2 separate regions of the Homo sapiens genome follow, and region 1 is linked to region 2. Evidence: chromatin contacts called from ENCODE Hi-C or POLR2A ChIA-PET data. All regions are on one chromosome and are shown on one strand. Each heading gives the region's core, a stretch centred on a gene start or an enhancer-like site at or near the end of the contact. The rest is flanking DNA. Distances are from core to core; before and after follow the strand shown.

What was found. Hi-C counts contacts between places; a loop is a spot of excess contacts on that map. ChIA-PET counts read pairs that join two places held with the same protein, here RNA polymerase II (POLR2A). Pooled maps may share reads with other maps.
Region 1: a map with no recorded cell type shows a loop between it and region 2 (12-fold over the local background). The contact joins the enhancer-like site here to the promoter of ST7-AS1 in region 2. A Hi-C loop is called at or near these places in 2 of 37 single-sample maps with no recorded cell type and 2 of 50 pooled maps. POLR2A ChIA-PET finds 5 or more read pairs at or near these places in 1 of 52 experiments (H1).

Annotation. Positions count from the first base shown.
Region 1 is chr7:120,400,663-120,403,825 of GRCh38, reverse strand. All of the region lies in intron 1 of KCND2 (potassium voltage-gated channel subfamily D member 2), which reads right to left. Among named protein-coding and RNA genes, the nearest start is that of KCND2, 130 kb to the right of the region's middle. Within about 2 kb of position 1,250, at least 5 of the 41 ENCODE cell types and tissues checked have a DNase peak (open chromatin) inside an H3K27ac peak, as active enhancers do.
Region 2 is chr7:116,953,044-116,956,062 of GRCh38, reverse strand. It overlaps ST7-AS1 (ST7 antisense RNA 1), which reads left to right and starts at 1,729. Exons shown (of 1, transcript NR_002330.1): 1 at 1,729-3,019. It overlaps ST7 (suppression of tumorigenicity 7), which reads right to left and starts at 2,562. Exons shown (of 16, transcript NM_001369598.1): 1 at 2,372-2,562. The coding sequence starts at 2,522. It overlaps ST7-OT4 (ST7 overlapping transcript 4), which reads right to left and starts at 2,215. Exons shown (of 5, transcript NR_002329.2): 1 at 1,954-2,215; 2 at 1,384-1,602; 3 at 910-1,089. RefSeq lists silencers at 1-209, 1,807-2,106, 2,167-2,366, 2,577-2,646 and enhancers at 1,568-2,491, 2,907-3,016.

The DNA of each region.
Region 1 (3,163 bases), core at 1-2,500, 3.4 Mb before region 2:
AAAACAGTCATTGTTTATATCTGGAAAAAACATTTTAAAATGTCACTCTGATCAATAAAATTAGACATATGTGTTGTTATATAAATGTATTTTCTTCCCCAAAATTATTTACTTGTATTTCATGTTGTTTTAATTAAATTAAAAATTTGAATGTGAAATTGTTTTCAATTATAAGTCTTACGTTAAAAAAAAAAATCACCTGGCATGGTGGCTCATGCCAGTAATCCCAGTACTTTGGGAGGCCTAGGCAGGTGGATCATTTGAGGTCAGAAGTTTGAGACCAGCCTGACCACATGATGAGACCCTGCCTCTTTTAAAAAGACCAAAAAAAAAAAAAAAAAAATTAGCCGGGCCTGGTAGCCATCGCCTGTAATTCCAGCTACCAGGAGGCTGAGGCAGGAGAATTGCTTGAACACGGGAGGCAGAGGTTGCAGTAAGCCATGATCGCACCACTTTACCCCAGCCTGGGTGACCGAGGGAGACTCTGTCTATAAAAGAAAAAAAAAAAAAACATGAATAATAGGGTGATTTGACTAAATTTCTGGGCCAATCTGTAGCTGCCATCTCTTCAGACATCTTCTTAGCTGGCAGAGGGAGAAGAGTATCCTCTTCTCTCAGTCACAAATTCTCTCTTTTAGGAACTTGGAATTGGGATTAAGATATTATAATTTGGTTTGGGTTAATCCCTGGAAGGGAGAATTTGTCAACTCTTGGGAGCTTGGGAGCTTTGGCTAAGTCATCTTTACATATGGACAATGCAGGAGAGAAAGCCAGACTGTGGAAAGCAAAAACGTTTAAAGTTCAGACACATTGTTATGTAAGTTCAGTATCTTCTGTATTTCCAGTTATGCTTCCCAAGTTTACTTATTACATACCAGTCCCATTATACATTCTTGGCTTAAAGGATTGAATATCTATTCTGTCACTCAACAGTAATAATATAAGGAGATTTTAAAAGAAGATGTTTAATCTTCATTAAGATTTTAACCTTATCTACTGCAAGCTCCCTTGGTCTAATCATCTATTCAAAATATGTAGATTATGTAAGCAAACTATGTCAAAAAGATAATATAAAATTAAATATTTGCAGGTTCATTTTAAGTCCCTGGGAACATTTTTAAAAGTACACTGGAATTTATTATCAAAGTTCTTCCTGTAAGAAACAAAATGAATCATCTTTAGAGGGAAATGAAAAATTTCACTCTCAGGTACAGAAGCATGTGACTAATACTCTGAAAATAGCAACTAGCTTGGCAATAACCAAAGAAAGAAACTACTGCAACATTAATCCACATAGTGTAACTGACTTGATACTGCCTCCTTCAATATCTTTCATATCTTAAGATAATATCCACTATCGCCTGCTTCAACTGAGAAAAAAAAGTTAAAAAAATTAAAAACAACAACACTTAGGTCAGAAAATAAATGTTTATCGTTTTCAAAAGCTGGAATGCATTCAGTTACTACAATCATTCCGTTGTACTCCCCGTTCTTTGTTTTCTTAGCATCCTTTTTTGTGGGGGAAGGGATGCACATGGGAAGCTTCCTTAATTTAAGTTCCTTTCATCTGAAGATTTCAAAAGCTTTGCTGATGGCTATTATTTACAGTAGCTGAGTAAATGGGAGCACAGAGCCAATGGGAAGCTATAACTATTCTATAAATGAAATACAAAGCATTAGAATCTTGTTAAAACAAGTCAAGATGTAAAATGTCTTAGGCATTCTGCTTCATTCTGAACTCATTTTCCGTTTGTTAAAGCAATTCACCATTTTGTCACCCTTTTCTTACATTCTTATAACAATAACAATTTTGGTTACTTATTCAGAAATATTGAGCCATCGGGCCCTAATTTTGTTTTTAGAAATTAAGCCCAGCTGATGTACTACCAATGAGGATATACTTAAAAAGAGTGGTGGGGTATGTATAACAGTATGACATGCAATTTCAATGTGCTTTAGGATATAAGTTATTCAGAGAGAAAGAAAGGATAGAAAAATAAGTCTTAGACTCAAAATTGATGGAAAACTGAATACAGGAAAGTGCTACTATAGGAAAGGGATAGAATAACAAAGCAAATCTACAACAAGATAATTTTGGACAGAAGGCTACTAAGACAACAGATGAGGAGAAGAGTTGTGTCAGAGGCAGAAATGTGTGGCTAAAGATGGGGGGAAGAGGACTGACGCCTTATAAACACAGTAATATTTCTAATAATGAAATATCTATCAAAGCTTTTGAAAGCCACAGCTCCCATACCTGGTCAATCATCAAAATCACCTAAATAGCTCATATATATGGATTCCCACTGTGTGCTCCCTAGAAATACTGATTTAGTAGAACTGGCTCAGAGTCCATAAATTTGTACAGTATTTTTAAAAGGTTTTATGGTGAATTAGAAAGTATAAATGTTTTAGATGTAACTTTCCACAATGGGCAGTACCTCAAAAGCATATCTAACTCTGGGAACAGCACATACTTCCCTAGTTCCCATTTACTAACATGAAAAAGGCAGCTTAAAATAGGAACTGAAAAAAGACAGGTTTGTCTTGAGATTAGATGTCACACTCAGGCCGTTTTTTGATGTCAGTACAGCTGCATGGTCTGTATCTTGAGATGCTACCGTGCTATCTGTCCTAGATTTTTTGCTCCCTGCTTTTCTCTCAGTTTGAACCATGGGATAGTGACACCAAATGCAGTCCAATTGGAACACTGGATCCATAGGCTGTCCTGTAATCTGTCCATATTACCAAATTTGTCTTTTACCTTCTACTCATGCTGACCTCACAAATCTAAGAGGCACAGAATCAGAGAAGTTACCAGAGTGCCCCATGGTCACTTTAGGTCTTCTTCTTCTTTTTTTTTTTTAATAGTACATGCAGTGCTCATTTAATTTGACCCTCTTTATTCACAATCAATTAACACTTAATTGCCCAAAGATTTGCTAAAGGTTATCTGAATCAAGAAGTTTTCTTGATCTCATTAGTGTTATTTATATCAATATTTTTAAAGAGTGATCTTTGCTCCAAATGAGAAACACTGGTGTCCTTGTTAGATGCACAGTCACAGACTGCATAGCCTACTGAATTAGAATCTATGTGTGCAGGAGTTAGATATCTGCATTTTAAAATGAAGTTCTGCACATAACTTCTATGCACATTAAAG
Region 2 (3,019 bases), core at 480-2,979:
AGTCCTCCTCCCACCCCAGATCCTGCTACCCTCTCATAAAAACAGCAGAGAGGTGAGTGCTCTCTGTGTGCTTCCCCTTTTATCTTTCTTTATGACTGAAATGAGCATGAAACCAAACTGAAAAGTCCAGCATCATCAGGTCTTCTATCATGTGTCTAGCAAGGTACAGCCCGGATGGCACGTTCATCTTCATATTTTCGCTATCTCTTAGAACTGCCCCTACACAAATTAACAAAGGCATCTCTGAGAAATGCTAGATTTAAATTGCTAGAAGACCTAACAATGCCCTTCCTTAAGAAGTACACATTTTCCCAGTAGATATTTTGCTTCTTGCCTGATCTGCACAGAGCACTGGATGTGACACTTACACATATATACATGGGTAATTATTTAACCTGATGAAAATGTGATATACAAATGTATATCATGAAATAAAATTTTAAGTGTGTAATAAGGAGAAACATTAATATTTTAAAAACTAGTGTGTTTGAAAATCCCAAGTGCAAAAGTGTTGAAAGGTGGGACCTGTGAGTGGTAATTAGGTCATGAAGGCTCTGCCTTCAAGAATGAATTAATTTTGTTATTGAGGGAGTAGGTTTGTTATAAAAGTGAAAGTGGGCCCCCTCTTGTTTTCTCATGTTCTCTTACCCTTCCACCTTCCACCAAGGGATGACAGCAAGAAGGACCTCCCCACATGCCAGTCCCTTGATCTCAAGACTTCCCTGACTCCTGAACTACAAGAAATAAAATGTGTTCTTTAAAAATTACCCAATCTGTGGTATTCTGTTACAGCAGCACAAAACAGACTAACACTGTTACCAACAAATACGTAATTCCATTAAAACATATATTCAAACAACTTCTTAAAGGTATAGAACTTTGAGACCAGAAGGTATCCTGGAGACATACTTGTCTAAAGCGAAGAAGACAATATTGCGACAAGCAGCCATCCAAAAAGATGAAAAGCGAGAAAGCCATGGTCTTTCCGATGACAGACTCAAAAGGGCTGAGCAGCACCTATTCAAATGGTGAGACAATTCTAGAGTGCTGAATCCTATCCGCCTCCCAGGGACACGATCCCGAGGGATACTACAAAACAAATGTAAATATGAACATGAGTTCAAGTTAGTAATCAAAATACTTAAGTTAGTATCTGAAAGGTACAAGTTTCCTAACAAAATGAGTACATTATCTCAAGCGTTTTAAAAAGCGTTTTAATGCAGCTAAACACCTGAGGAAAATGCATTTCCAGACTTGCACTCCCAGAGTATGGAGATTAACAAGGGAAGATATATATGTGTACATATGTATATATCTTCAGGACTGTAAGAATTTCCCAGTACTGTGAAATTAAAATTTAAAACAAAAACAAAAACACTCTACCTTGAAATTTCCAGATTTAAAGGACTGTAACCCTTAGCTCGAAATTTACTTTGTGTTTCGGAACTCTCTGGAGTGTTAAGGCTCGTGTGTTTTCTTTGCGGGTGTTTTTTTAACGACTCAGTGGGCTGGCTCCAAGTTTGTGAAGATCCTGTTAATTACCTCCTGCATTTACCACCGACCAAGGATGGGAGGCACGCGGCACTTGCTGAGCATATGTAGCTTTACAGGGAAGGGAGACGAGCAAAGATCACTGAAAACTGCAACCGAAACCCTCAGAAATTCCAGCTCTCCCCTCTTCCCTCCGGTCCCTTCGACAATCCATTTGGTGACCTGACACGTCATCCATACACTCCCAAGAGTGCCTTCGGGAACCCCTCTCCCCACTACCCAACCAGAGAGACAGCCCCACGCCCGGCAAGACGCAACTCCGGGCCACGGAGGGCGCCGCCCGGACAGCCCGGCCGGGTCAGGGGGCTTCGCCGCCGAGCACCCTCCGGCAGCCGCCCTCGGGCCTCCGCGGCCGGGCGGGAGGGCGCCTCCCCGACCACACTTCGGCCGCTTGGCACCCACAGCCGGGAGGGCGTGAGGAAGGACTCGGTCTAACTCCGGGGAACCCTCGGAGTTCCGGCGCAGACACCCGAGGGGGTGTCCTGGGAACTCCTTCGCCCGCGACACCCGTTCTTCTCCGTCTCCCGACCACCAGCGACGCAGCAGGGCGGCTGCCGGCCCGGCCCGGCCCGCCTTGCGGGCTGTGCGCGGCGCAGCTCTTCCTCCGCGGGGCCGTGAAGGCCACCGGCCGCCCCCGCGCGCCCAGCTGCCCGGCCCCGCCGCCTAAGCCGCCGCGTTGCTGGCGGGTAGCCGCGGGCCTCCGGTGCGCGGGCCCCGGCGCGTCCCCGAGCGCGCGCCTGGCCGCGGCCCCGCGCGAGTTGCACTAACTTTCCGGGGCGGGGGAGGGGTGGGCGCCGCGGGCCCGGCTCCCAGGCCTTACCTGTGCTCAAGTTGTCGTTGATTTTCAAAGGCACCCGCAGGATGTAGACCAGGAATAGCACGATGAAGAACCACACGGTCCACAGATACGTCCAAGACCAAACTATGCAGGACTTGAGCTGCTCCAGAAAGCCCGTGGCCGCTTCAGCCATGTTTCAGCGCTCCTCTCTGCTGCCGCGGCTCTTGGTGTCTGCCGGGATGATTCACCGGCCCGGAGGCGCAGCTCGCGCCGCCGCCGCCGCCGCGGCCCGGGCGCCCCCGGAGCCCGCCCGCCGCCGGGGACGCGGGCTCGGCGGGAAATCGCGCGGGCCGCGGGCGCGCCGGCTTTTCCTTCTCCAGCCTTATTGCTAACTCTCTAAAGGTCCCTACAAGTGGCTTTCGTGGAGCGATCACGTGGCCCCTGCCCCCTCGCGTTCTGGGTCCATTTATATTTATTATGCTAATATTTAGAAAGAGAAGGCCAAGTGGCGCGCCGAAGGAAACGCCTCAGGCAGTTACAACCCGCATAAGTTGAGCGTTTACCACACGCCAGGCGCTGCTCCACGATCCGTACAATCTCATTTAACCCCTGCAACAATTCCCCACTACGATCCTCTTTCTATAGGTAGGGAAACTGAGGCTCACAGCAGCTGCGTAGTTTACCTTAAGG